2 separate regions of the Homo sapiens genome follow, and region 1 is linked to region 2. The links are chromatin contacts, found by Hi-C or POLR2A ChIA-PET in ENCODE. All regions are on one chromosome and are shown on one strand. The core of a region is the stretch at or near the end of the contact, and the rest is flanking DNA. Distances in the headings are between cores, read along the strand shown. Region 1 overlaps STPG4 (sperm-tail PG-rich repeat containing 4). Region 2 overlaps EPCAM-DT (EPCAM divergent transcript).

The links. Hi-C counts contacts between places; a loop is a spot of excess contacts on that map. ChIA-PET counts read pairs that join two places held with the same protein, here RNA polymerase II (POLR2A). Pooled maps may share reads with other maps.
Region 1: a loop to region 2 is called in a pooled map, with 2.6 times the contacts of the local background. The contact joins two enhancer-like sites. A Hi-C loop is called at or near these places in 6 of 168 maps with a recorded cell type or tissue (Caco-2, K562, MCF 10A and 3 more), 1 of 37 single-sample maps with no recorded cell type and 9 of 50 pooled maps. POLR2A ChIA-PET finds 5 or more read pairs at or near these places in 6 of 52 experiments (H1, HepG2, Panc1 and 3 more).

What each region holds. Positions count from the first base shown.
Region 1 is chr2:47,116,327-47,123,088 of GRCh38, forward strand. The region is part of intron 5 of STPG4 (sperm-tail PG-rich repeat containing 4); the gene reads right to left. Among named protein-coding and RNA genes, the nearest start is that of STPG4, 36 kb to the right of the region's middle. Within about 2 kb of position 2,850, at least 3 of the 41 ENCODE cell types and tissues checked have a DNase peak (open chromatin) inside an H3K27ac peak, as active enhancers do.
Region 2 is chr2:47,319,018-47,325,374 of GRCh38, forward strand. All of the region lies in intron 3 of EPCAM-DT (EPCAM divergent transcript), which reads right to left. Among named protein-coding and RNA genes, the nearest start is that of BCYRN1, 13 kb to the right of the region's middle. RefSeq lists a silencer at 4,153-4,447 and enhancers at 4,153-4,447, 4,429-4,588. Within about 2 kb of position 4,259, at least 3 of the 41 ENCODE cell types and tissues checked have a DNase peak (open chromatin) inside an H3K27ac peak, as active enhancers do.

The DNA of each region.
Region 1 (6,762 bases), core at 1,600-4,099, 200 kb before region 2:
CAGGAGCTCCATTTATTTAACATTCATTGTTGTAGAGTTTCTCTGAAACTATTCTATTTCACATTTATGTCAAAATTGCTCATCTTATAAGAATCGACAGACTTACGTATTTTACTAGTTAAACATCTGTGAAAATTCCCAACATAGCAACTCTGTAAATTTTATTTTTTCTTATTTTGTAGACGGTTTTACGGAATTGTCTTAAGGCTACTGTCTAAAAGCATAGCACACGTGTTCCATGCACTGAAAGAACAGTTAATAAGGACATAAGTGGGACACTGTCTCACATTTCTCCCTCTTTTCGGTTCCTTTTCTTTCTCTCAGATACCCTAATTCTTGTCTCATTTATGTTCCTGGGAGCATGGCGGAGAAGGGGAGAGAATCTGATAGGTCACTAATGCCTTAGTATGAACTTGATCAATATTTTCCTCATTTTGGGAGCTTATGCATTTAGAAGAGGACATGTGAAAAGGCAAAATCCTCCACAAAACATTTCTCAACAGTTAAATCAAGGGTGGTATATGTCAACTCTTGGGCTCTCATATCCTACCTGTGGAGTTTCAGGCATTGCTGCAGTGAGTGAGAAAGATATAAATACAAATTTCCCTTCCTGGGCCCCTCAACTAATGAATACCTTATGGAAAGGCTCTTGGACCCAAAAGCTGAGAGGACACCTAGCGCTTTGGTTTATTTGATTTTTGCTTAGGATGTAGGCTCCGAGAAATGGGTATGGGTGCCCCTTGCCTTAACCAAGCTTTCTCTTCACCCATGCCCTCTTCTCCTTCCTCTACCTAGGGTCGGGCACTTGCTGGGAAGCTTATCAAGCAAATGTATTGCTAAGTTTTGGAGGTGGCTGTTGGAACAAAGAAGATGCATGTGGTTTTTTGTTTTTGTTTTTTTGAGAAGGACTTTCGCTCTTGTTGCCCAGGCCAGAGTGCAATGGCACTATCTCAGCTCACTGCAACCTCCTCCTTCTGGGTTCAAGTGATTCTCCTGCCTCACCCTCCCGAGTAGCTGGGATTAGAGGCATGCACCACCACACCTGGCTAATTTTGTAATTTTAGTAGAGATGGGGTTTCTCCATGTTGGTCAGGCTGGTCTTGAACTCCTGACCTCAGGTGATCTGCCTGCCTCGGCCTCCTAAAGTGCTGGGATAACAGGCATGAGCCACCATGCCCGGCCCAACAGATAATGTTAAATTGAGTCATCAGTGTCTAATTTGGGGCGCCATGTTTCAAGTTCCCACATTAGCCAGACACACACCTTGTGAATCACAGACTCTCATTTAATATGTATAAGTTTGTGTGTGCTTGCGTGTATACACATTGGTTGGATAACTGACCTTAGACTATCCCTGCCCTGTTGAAGCACAAAGAGAGCATTGATAAAATGTCTCACTTGCCTTTGTATCAACAATGCCTACTTGGCATAGGGTGTCACACACATAAGCATCCAAAATGATTTCTGGAACAGATGAAAGAACTTGCATATGAACTCATTCTACTGCAAAGGGGTCAAGTGGGGAAACCTGGCCTCATGATCAAGCCTCAGTTATCAGGGGGAAGTTGTCACTTTAGAGATAGTACAACATATATATATATATATTTTTTTTTTAATAGAGATGAGGTCTTGCTCTGTTGCCCAGGCTGGTCTTGAACTCTTGGTCTCAAGGGGTCCTCCCACCTTGGCCTCCCAGCATGTTGGGATTATATGGTTAAGCCACTGCACCTGGTCTGACAGCACAATATTGACTACTTGGCTTTAGGTTTTAAGCGAGTTGCTTACGTCAGGGTCCCCAACCCCCAGGCTTCATAGGAGGAGGTGAGGGGTGGGCGAGCAAGGGAGTGAAGTTTCATCTGTATTTATAGCCACTCCCCATCACTCGCATTGCTGCCTGAGCTCCAGCTCCTATCAGATCAGCGGCAGCATTAGATTCTCATAGGAGCAGGAACCCTATTGTGAACCGCACATGCAAGGGATCTAGGTTGTGCACTCCTTATGAGAATCTAATGCCTGATGATCTGTCACTGTCTCCCATCACCCCCAGATGGGACTGTCTAGTTGCAGGAAAACAAGCTCAGGGCTCCCTCTGATTCTACATTATGGTGAGTTGTATAATTATTTCATTATATATTACAATGTAATGATAATAGAAATAAGGTGCACAATAATGTAATGCACTTGAATCATCCCGAAACCATTCCCCACTCCAACCCTGGTCCATGGAAAAACTGTCTTCTGTGAAACCAGTCCCTGGTGCCAAAAAGGTTGGGGACCGCTGCACTAAGTGGTAAGACAGCTCAAAGCCCAGCTTTTGAGGTCACCAAAAAACTAAGCCCTGACTCTATCTCTTAATAGTTGTGTGACCTTGAGCAATTAATGGCCACTTCCTGACCTGTCAAATAGAGATGATAAATTAATACTATCTCCCCAAGTTATGAGGATTACATGAGACAGTCTATGTCAGTCACTGAACATTGCACCTGGCACCAGAAGACACTAAACGGGTGGTAGTCAAGATCATTATCAAAGTTAACCCTACTACATGCTGTAGTTGATTTATAAAGTTTCTTCCAGTTTTAACAATCCTTCACACTTCCATAACTATGAAGCTAATTTTTAGAACAATTAAACTGAATGATAAAATCAACCAAATGAGTTTTCGTATAAAAGCTGAATGGCACATTATAATGTCCTAAGGATTACAGCATTTATCACACGAAGGTTTGAGACATTGTTCTCTCAGCAAACATTGCTTCTTTACCACACCCACACTGCACGCCACCATCTCCCACTGCTGGGATCAAAAGAGTTTCCTCTCTGCAGTTCACAAGTTTGTGGATCTAAACCAAATCCATAAGTCTGCTCTGGGAATGCATGTTTAAGACAGACATGAATCACAGCCCTGGGCTGTTACTTTGCCTTGGAACATTTTCCATAAAAGTATTCTTTTTACTTTTTCAAAGGACAGGATGTTCCAAATCAGTGAATCACTTTTATTTATAAAATGGAATGGATGAGGTGATATCAGTAAAAGTGGCAGAGTAAGCATCTCCCAAAATCTCCTCCATAAAAGCAATAGAACAATGGCAGAAATGGTCACAATCAACTACCTTCTGCTATTTCACATACCAAGTAGATTGTCCTGCCTGAATTATTTTTCAGTTGTTCTGTACTAATAGTAAACAAATCATTATTAACTCACAGCCTTCATTTAAAAGCATGCATTTCAAAGGAAATACAATATCATGCAGTGGAGAAAAAACTTGGTGTCCTAACTGCTTGCTTCCAAAGCCAACTGAACACATGCATTTATCTCCATTCTTTTCCCATCAAATAAAAAAAGACGTAACTATTGTAGAACAGACTAGGGGCTGCTCACCCAGTGCAGTAAGACCAGATACCTAAAGTGAGGTTTGTAGTAGAAAACGGGAAGGCATTTATTTGCAGGGCACCAAGCAAGGAGGGCCAGACAGCTAATGTTTAAGTCCTGACCTCCGCAGTGGCTTGCAGGTAAGAATTTTTAAGGGTAGGGCTAAATGTGGGGAAAGCAGACATTACAGGCAAAATTGTAAATTATATATGGAGGTTATACATTGGTTTTATTTAGCCTAAAAGGGTGACATTGCATGAACCAAGGGCTTACAGGTCATAGGTACATTTAAAGATTTTCTGATTTGCAGTTGGATAAAAAAGAGGCTTGGTTTAAAAATTGGGGGCCAGGCCAGGGGCGGTGGCTCATGCCTGTAATCCCAGCCCTTTGGGAGGCTAACGTGGGTGGATCACTTAAGGTCAGGAGGTCAAGATCAGCTTGGGCAATATGTTGAAACCCCTTCTCTACTAAAAATACAAAAATTAGCTGGGCGTGGTGGCCCACACCTGTAATCCCAGCTACTAGGGAGGCTGAGGCAGGAGAATCACTTGAACCCGGGAGGTGGAGGTTGCAGTGAGCCGAGATTGTGCCGCTGCACTCCAACGTGGGCGACAGAGTGAGACTCTGTCTCAAAAACAAAAACAAAAAACAAACAAACTGGGGACCAGCAGAAAAGAATGTTAGCTCTGGCTTGTGGGTGTGACTTTTTCCAGGTCCCACCTGAAAGAAATTTAGGATAAGAATGTGGTCCCAGCTATTCAGGAGGCTGAAGCAGGAGAATGGCGTGAACCTGGGAGGTGGAGCTTGCAGTGAGCTGAGATCACGCCACTGCACTCCAGCCTGGGCGAAAGAGCAAGACTCCGTCTCAAAAAAAAAAAAGAATGTGGTTAGAGTTTAGTCCCAGTTCCCCCTTATTTGACATCTATGGACCTGGCACATTCATTTGGTGGGGGTCCGGGTTTCAGTCATATGTTAAGAGGTCATAGGGGTAGCAAACATCCTGTGATTTTAGTGTTCTTGGCTATTGTTTTTGGCTACTGTTATCTTTTTTTTATTAAGTTATTTACTTCTCAGGGCTAGCTATCAATAGGTATCTGAAAAAATTTTTGAAGGAATTTAAAATATAAAAAACATTTATGTTTGGTGGGGCATCCAGGTCCCTAAGAGGGGGTTCCTGTTCTATCTCACCCTACCCCCGCAACACACAACTATACATACACATACACAAAGAGCCAAGAGAGAGACAGCAGTCAACATGAGAGAATGACATATTTTTGGAAGATGTGAAGCAGTTTGGAGGAATAGTAGCTGACCTGGCAGTGTAGAGAAGGCAGAAGCGTAAATCCTTGCAGAGGACTTGCGAAGGAGAAGCAAGCTGATTTGCTCCACAGAACACAAGAAAAGCTGGGGAATTTAAGGCATCAGGCACCTGTGCGGTGGGGGTGGGGGTAGATCTGAAAGCAGAAGGTCTGGTTGAATATTTTTACTTCAGGTCCGTCTCCCCTCACCCCTAGCTGTCAGGCAACTCCCCTTCCCATATCCCTACAGGAGACAGGGAGTTTAGTTCTGAGGGGACTGCACCACAGATCTGGACTCAGGAGCCCCAAGCACTGTGAGGATGTGGGCCTTTACTGAAAACTGGAATTAAGTGAACTTCTACACACTGAATGATGAGACCACAGGCCCCTCCCTCCACTCAGCTCCCAGAACACTGACAGCTGGCTTAAACCCCAGGCAGGAAGCTGATGAGTCGTTTTGAATCAACTGACATATCCTAGAAAAAAGACCTACAGATACGGATATTTATGGGCTATCAAAGGAAAAGCCAGGTCCTTATCCCACCCATCCAGTATGAAACCCACCTGGAGATAATCCCCACCTGTATTCATTCACTATGACTGCTATAACAAATTACTACAAATTCAGTGTCTTAAACAAACAAATTTATTCTCTCATAGTTCTAGGGTCTGAAGTCTGAGTCAGTTTCACTGGGCTAAAATTATATGTCAGCAGGGCCATGCTCCCTCCAGAGGATCTAAGGGAGAAGCTGTTCCTTACCTCTTTCAGCTTCTAGTGGCTGCCAGCATTTCTTGACTTGTGGCTGCACCACTGTAATCTTTGCTTCTATATTTGAATTGCCCTCTCCTCGTGTGTGTGTGTGTGTGTGTGTGTGTGTGTGTGTGTGTGTGTAATCTCATTCTTCCCCACCCTGGAGTACAGGATAATCTCCCCATCCCAAAATCCTTAGCCACATCTGCAAAATCTCTGCCATGTAAGGTAACATCCATAGATTCCAGGCATTAGGGCATAGACATATCTTTGGGGGCTATAATTTAGCCTTCTATACCACCCACATACAGAGAGCTTTCAATCAGCCTTTTAGTCTCTCACACACTTAAATGTTAGTGAGATCAAAAGATTTTTCACCTTGTAATCTGAATTTATTTATGAATTGTCTATTTATGTCCTTTATCTGTTTTACTTTTCTGTTGTTTTTCCTATAGATTGTTATGATAATTTTATAGATAATGCTATTAATCCTTTATCTGTTAGGAATGTTGAAAATACTTTTCCTAGTCTACATTTGCCTGTTAACTTTGTTTGCAGTTTGTTTTCTGATATACAAAGCATTTTTAATGTTATATAATCAAATCTAGTATTTATTTTCCTTTGAAATTTCTTCCATTGCTATTATCTCAGAAAGTTTGCTTATCCTTAGATATATACTAATATATTTTCTCCTGGTTTAATGGCTTCAAAAGTATCAAATTTTTTAATCAATATGAAATTTATTTTAATGTGTGCTATGAAGTGAGAATCTAACACCTTTTCCAAGTTATTTAATAATAAGTTACCTAACATATCTTTTCCTTTCCCTACTGACTTGTCATACCATCTTTATCAAATATAAAAATCTTGTATTAATAAAAAAATCTTGTATTAATATATTCTAGGATCTGTTTCTGAGCTCTGTTCAGTTTTCTCAATTTTTTTTTTTGCAGATGTTTGCTATGCGGTCTTTTTTGATCCTGAGTTTGTAACTACAAATAAATTATAGTGCATCAAACTATCCCAAAACAATTTTATATTTTATTTCTGTTTTTTGTTTGTTTGTCTGTTTGTTTTGTTTTTGTTTTTGTTTTTGAGTCTGAGTCTCACTCTATTGCCCAGGCTGGAGAGCAGTGGTGTGATCTTGGCTCACTGCAACCTCCGCCTCCCGGATTCAAGCCATTCTCCTGCCTCAGCCTCCTGAGTAGCTGGGATTACAGGCGCATGCCACCACGCCCAGCTAATTTTTGTATTTTTAGTAGAGACGGGGTTTCACCATGTTGGCCAGGTTGGTCTCAAACTCCTGACCTCAAATGATGCGCCTGCCTCAGCCTTCCAAA
Region 2 (6,357 bases), core at 3,009-5,508:
TTGGGAGGCGGGTCACTTGAGGCCAGGAGTTGGAGACCAGCCTGGCCAACATGATGAAACCCCATCTCTACTAAAAATACAAAATTTAGCTGGACACGGTGGCACATGCCTGTAATCCCAGCTACTTGGGAGGCTGAGGCAGGAGAATCACTTGAACCCGGGAAGTGCCAGTTGCAGTGAGCCAAGATGGCGCCACTGCACTCCAGCCTGGATGGCAGAGTGAGACTGTCTCAAAAATAAAAATAAATTAAAAATTTAAAAATTTTTAAAAAACATATGATTAAACAAAATTTCAGAGAGGTTAGGTATCCTGCCCAAGTTCACACAGCCAGTGAGGAGCCCAGCTGGGATTTGCACCCAGGTCTGTCAACTTGAACTGTAAAGATTTATTCCCTATTTAGAGGCTTGTTTTTTGTTTCTTGTTTTTTGTTTGAGACGGAGTCTCACTCTGACGACCAGGCTGGAGTGCAATGGCACAATCTCGGCTCACTGCAACTTCTGCCTCCTGGGTTCAAGTGATTCTCCTGCCTCAGACTCCCGAGTAGCTGGGATTACAGGTGCGTGCCACCATGGCCAACTAATTTTTGTATTTTTAGTAGAGATGGGGTTTCACCATGTTGGCCAGGCTTGTCTTGAACTCCTGGTCTCAAGTGATCCGCCTGCCTCAGCCTCCCAGAGTGCTGGGATTACAGGCATGAGCCACTGCGCCTAGCTATTTAGAGGTTTTCAGGAAGCTGAGAGGGTATTTGGGAGCCAAGAGCTGTTTCTGGGGCCCAGAAGTATCCATCTTTCAGCAGTCTCAGCTCAGGAGTTCCCTGCCTGGCTGGCTATCCCTGGCCATCCCCGGCTGCACCCACCTGCCCGCCAGCCTTTCTCAGTTGCATCATCCTTACTGGCTGCAACTGCAATATATTCGCCTGTAGCCCTGTGGGGGCTACTACAGAACACAAACAGAGCCCTGGCTGGTGAGACTGCTGACACAAGAGCCAGAGGCTTTGCTCCTTTTTTTTTTTTTTTTTTTTTTTGAGACAGAGTCTCCCTCTGTTGCCCAGGCTGGAGTACAGTGGTGCAATCTCAGCTCACTGCAACCTCTGCCTCCGGGTTCAGGTGATTCTCATGCCTCAGCCTCCTGAGTAGCTGGGATTACAGTCATGCGCCACCACACCCAGCTAATTTTTGTATTTTTAGTAGAGATGGAGTTTACCCATGCTGGTCAGTCTGATCTGGAACTCCTGATCTCAAACGATCCGCCCGCCTCAGCCTCCCAAAGTGCTGGGATTACAGGCATTAGCCACCACGCCCAGCCCCATCACTACTTTGTAAACTGACGGGCAAGTCCCTTGAGAATCCCCATCTCTCACAGAAGTAATAGCAATTAGTTTTTCCTGTGGTTCTGAAGGAAGTAAAGTATTATATACAAGACCACCCAGATAGTTTAAATGCCATATAACATGGAATATAATGTTACTGAGATAACTAAAGGCAAAAATAACCTGTATATAACATGCTTACAATGTTCAAAGGGTAGCTGATGACTTTAGATTTGAGAACACACGCAGGCAGACCCATCAATACCCAAGGAATACCTTAGTCACAGAATAGGAATAGGCAAATGCATATTGATCAGAAAATGTACCTGACATGCAAACCCAGAACAGGTGAGTTTGATGTGGCAATGGACGGAGGAAAGCTGGAACCCTGAGGTTAAGACTGAGATTGGGCTGGAGTCCGGAGAGTCTGGGCTGAGGGTAGAATTCCCACTTATTATGGGATCCAGTGGGACCCTTCATAGAAGAGGCTGAGTTTCATAATCCTGGTCTATCTGATTTGGAGAGTTCCTGGAATCTGGGGAGACACCCCACAGGCTTTGTCTGAGGACTATTTGCAGTTCTTTGAACCTCAGAATAGGAAGACTGAAGTGAGAACTCAGAGCAGAGAGTAAGCCAAGGCTACTTTGAATGCTCAAAACCAGGGAATGGGTCCTACTGCTTTCCAAGTGTAAGCATGGCCAGCCCAACCAGCCCAGAGCCCTCAAAGTCAAGCCCCTCACTGGTCAGCCTCATGGCATTCTTGATCTAATGCCCTGTGGCTTTAAACTGCCAGCTTTTGCAAAAGGAAGAAGAAAGTCCTGTATTTCTTCTGGACTCCTACAGGCTCTTTGAAACAATGCTGTTTCTGTTTGAGATGATGATACCCTGAAAGCACCTGTGCACTCCTGCAACTTGTCATGTGCCCATTGAATAACAAATTGACCAACTGACATTCTTAGAGACGCCACTGAAGACCTAGTGCTGGGTTGGACCTATGGGGAGACCCAGAGGTTCATAACTCTGTCTCTGCCCTCAAGGAGTTTAGCATCCAGGGATTTAGGTGGTATTTGGGTCACTTTGGACCTCACCATGGGCACAGGAAAAAAATCCAGGAAATGTCTTCCTCAGTGTCAGCCTGAGCAAAATAATGCCCCAGCTGACATTTCTGTGTCTAGAAATGTTTACACAGGGATTGCACTGTGCAGAGCACTATACCACATGGATTTGCCTTTGTAGGTTGTACTATACTTGCACATTTCCAAGGGCTGAGGAAGGGAAGGTGAGAAACGTGGTGATGAGCCCCACTGTGGCCAGCACTGTGCCAAGCGATCTTTAAAGGTGGTGGTTTTAGCCTTACAACCACCTGGGTGGCCAGTATCTTCATTCTCACTCTGCAGTGGAGAGATTACAGCTTTAGATACTGAATGCTGTGGCTCAGGGGGCTGGGGCTGACAGTGCACCCTCGTAAGCCAGTGGGGAAGAAGTCTGGCGGCAAGGTAGCTGGCAGCTTAGGAAGCACCTGGGCTGCTTGCTAAGGAGTGGGACTTTCTTCCAGAAGCTACAGGGGGCCCAGTACAGTAGTGAGAGAGCCATCTGATCAAATCTGTTGGAAAGCTGCCTGGCAGCTGTGTGAGGGCTGGGTGGGGAAGGGGGAGGAAAGATTGCAGAATGAGATCAGAGAGAGGACTATGGAAGGACAAATCTGTTTTCCCTCCTCCCCCTATCCCATGCATACCGAATAACAGTCTCTAGAATCAAAACAAGCATTTTATTTTATTTTGTTTTTCAAGACAGTGTCTCAATCTGTCACCCAGGCTGGAGTGCAGTGGCATAATCTCGGCTCACTGCAACCTCTGCCTCCTGGGTTCAAGTGATTCTCCTGCCTCAACCTCCCGAGCAGCTGGGACTAGAGGTGAGTGTCACCACACCTGTCTAATTTTTGTATTTTTAGTATAGATTAGGTTTCACCATGTTGGCTGGCTGGTTTCGAGCTCCTGACCTCAAATGATCCTCTTGCCTCAGCCTCTCAAAGTGCTGGGATTATAGGCATGAGCCACTGCGCCTGGCCAAAGCAAGCATTTTAATAACCCATTTTAAAATTTTAGACCCAAGTCAGTGACCCCTGTATTAATTTCGGTAATCAAAAGTTGGCTAAATTGAGCCAGCTGAGTGAGACAAGGTTGTGCACTCAGCACTACCCTGGCAGGTGGCTGCTAGGAAGACATGCTAGAAAAGATTGGCCATCGTGACAAAGGGAGAGCAGGTGAAGGCACTGACGGGGTTTGGGATTTAGGCAGACCTGAGGTTGATTTCTGGCTTAGCCATTTACTAGTCATGAAACATTGAAAACATCATTTAATCTCTCCGATTTTCTTTACTTCATCTTTAAAATAAGGGTCAGCTGGGTGTGCTGGCTCACACCTGTAATCCCAGTACTTTGGGAGGCTGAGGCAGGAGAATCACTTGAGCCCTGGAGTTCGAGACCAGCCTAGGCAACACAGTGAGACCCCCCCCCCCCCGCCAATCTTTACAAAAAAAATACAAAAATTAGCCAAGTGTAGTGGTGTGCACCTGTAGTCCCAGTTATTTGGGAGGCTAAGGCGGGAGGATTACTTGAGCCCCGGAGGTCAAGGCTGCAGTGAGCCCTGATCACTATATTCCAGCCTGGACAACAGTGAGACCCTGTCTCAAAAACTACACTACACTACACTACACACTACACTACACTACACTACACACTACACTACACTACACTACACTACACTACACTACACTACACCACACTACACCACACTACACTACGGGTCATCAACTTTCTCTTGCATGATTGCACGAGTACTATATTCAAAGTGACTAGCACACCAGTGGTGCTTGGTAGGGACTAGCTAAAATATCCTCATTCCGACCTGGGAGCCACAGTGATGGCGCACATCTGCCTGGCCCCTTCCTGTGGAGCAACACTGCCCTTCAGTGGCTAAACAGTGAATGACAGGTGTGCCGGCTGCTCCCACCCAGCCCTGCATTCCACACGTCAGAAGAGTTGTTTAAGGGTCAGACCTGCCGCATGTACTTTTCACAAAGTTGGAGCCCTACCTTGGCCAGCAGGTGACAGGTCCCACTGTCCCCAGGACAGGGCGAACTCAAGGCCAGTGGATTCTGAATCTTGGGCTGGGAAGAAAACACAAGCTCAAGTAGTCTTGGAACAGCTCTCTAGAGATGGCCATGACCTCCAACCCACTCCACCCTAGCCACAAGAATAGTGTAAATGAAAAGCAAATGCCAGTGGCACATTCTGGCACCCCTTGGCAAAACAAGGAAGGAAGCCATTCCACAAACACTTAGCGGGCACCGTCCAGGCCTCTGGGTCCGTGCTAGGCTGCAGATACCATGGCCAACAAAAAGGAAGCTGACTATTTAGTTGGGAGAAGGACATTAATGAAACAATCACCCAGATACGTAATTGCAGACTATAACAAGGATCTGAAGGGAAGGCTCAGGGTGCTGACTCCATCCAGGACAAGATAAGGAGTGCTCCTTGGTGCTACTGTGGGCTTCATGAGCACCTCCTGGTGAAGCCACTGCCCCTGGGGCCTGTGCACACTGTGGACATTGAAATGCTCACTGCTTCTGGAAGTGGGCTGATGTGGCTCTGGGCTGTCTACGCCTCCAGCTGGTAGATAGGAGTCAGGGAAGTCACCAAAAGATGAATAGGCATTAGTAAGTACTGGTGGAAACCCAGGAGCGGGAATGCCATGCTCAAAGGCTCTGAGGTGGGCCCGGCACAGTGGCTCACACCTGTAATCCCAGCACTTTGGGAAGCCGAGGCAGGAGGATGGCTTGAGCCCAGGAGTTCGAGACCAGCCTGGGCAACATGGCAAAACCCTGTCTCTACAAAAAAAAAAAAAAAATAGCTGGGTATAGCAGTGTGCACCTGTAGTCTCAGCCACTCAGGAGGCTGAGATGGAGGATTGCCTGAGCCCAGGACGTAGAGGCTGCAGTGAACTGTGATTGTGCCACTACACTCCAGCCTAGACAACAGAGCAAGACCCTGCCAAAAAAAAAAAACAACAAACAAACAAAAAAACAAAAAGGCCCCGAGGTGGGGTCCCATGGGGATATCTTTAAGGAAATGTGTCTGGAGCTCAGAAACCCAGAACAAGAGTAGTGCAGGTGACACTAGGGCAGTAGGCAGGGCAAGGCCTTAGGCACTGGGGGGCAATATCAGGGGTGTGGTCTTGATCCTAAGACAGTGGGACACCACAGACAATGCTCCTGCCTCCCTGCCAGCTGTCCTCCTTCAGGGATAAGGCCCCTTTTGCTGCCTCCCTCCTCCCCTCACTGCCCAGGGTGCCTCCATCAAGTCTTCTCTGGATTTCATCCTTTTCTCCCAACTCCCAGTAACATCCTCTCAAATTAAGTCTGGGATTTTTTTTCTTCCTCCCTTCTTACCACAGTAAAATTCTGTTAGATAAAAACTAGCATTTAAAACCATACTCCAGGGCAGGTTCAGTGGCTCACACCTGTAATCCCAGCATTTTGGGAGGCTGAGGTGGGCGGATCACCTGAGGTCAGGAGTTCGAGACCAGCCTGGCCAGTATGGTGAAACCTCGTCTCTACTAAAAATAATGAAAAATAGCTGAGCATGGTGGCACATGCCTGTAATCCCAGCTGCTCAGGAGGCTGAGGCAGGAGAATCGCTTGAATCCGGGAGGTGGAGGTTGCAGTGAGCTGAGATCACACCACTGAACTTCAGCCTGGGGGACAGCGCAAGACTTCGTCTCAAAAACAAACCAAAAAAAGCATACTCCAGTCAGGCCCAGTGGCTCTCGCCTGTAATCCCAGCACTTTGGGAGGACGAAGTGAGAGGAGAGCTTGAGCCCAGGAGTTTGAGACCAGCCTGGACTACATGGCAAGACCCTGTCTCTAAAAAAAAATTTCTTAATTAAAAATAAATAAATAGAAACCACACTCACACTTCTAAGCTGCAAGGACTTGTTGCCAGCCCCGTATGCTCATCCCTGTGTGGGCTGAGCCCGGGAATGAAAGA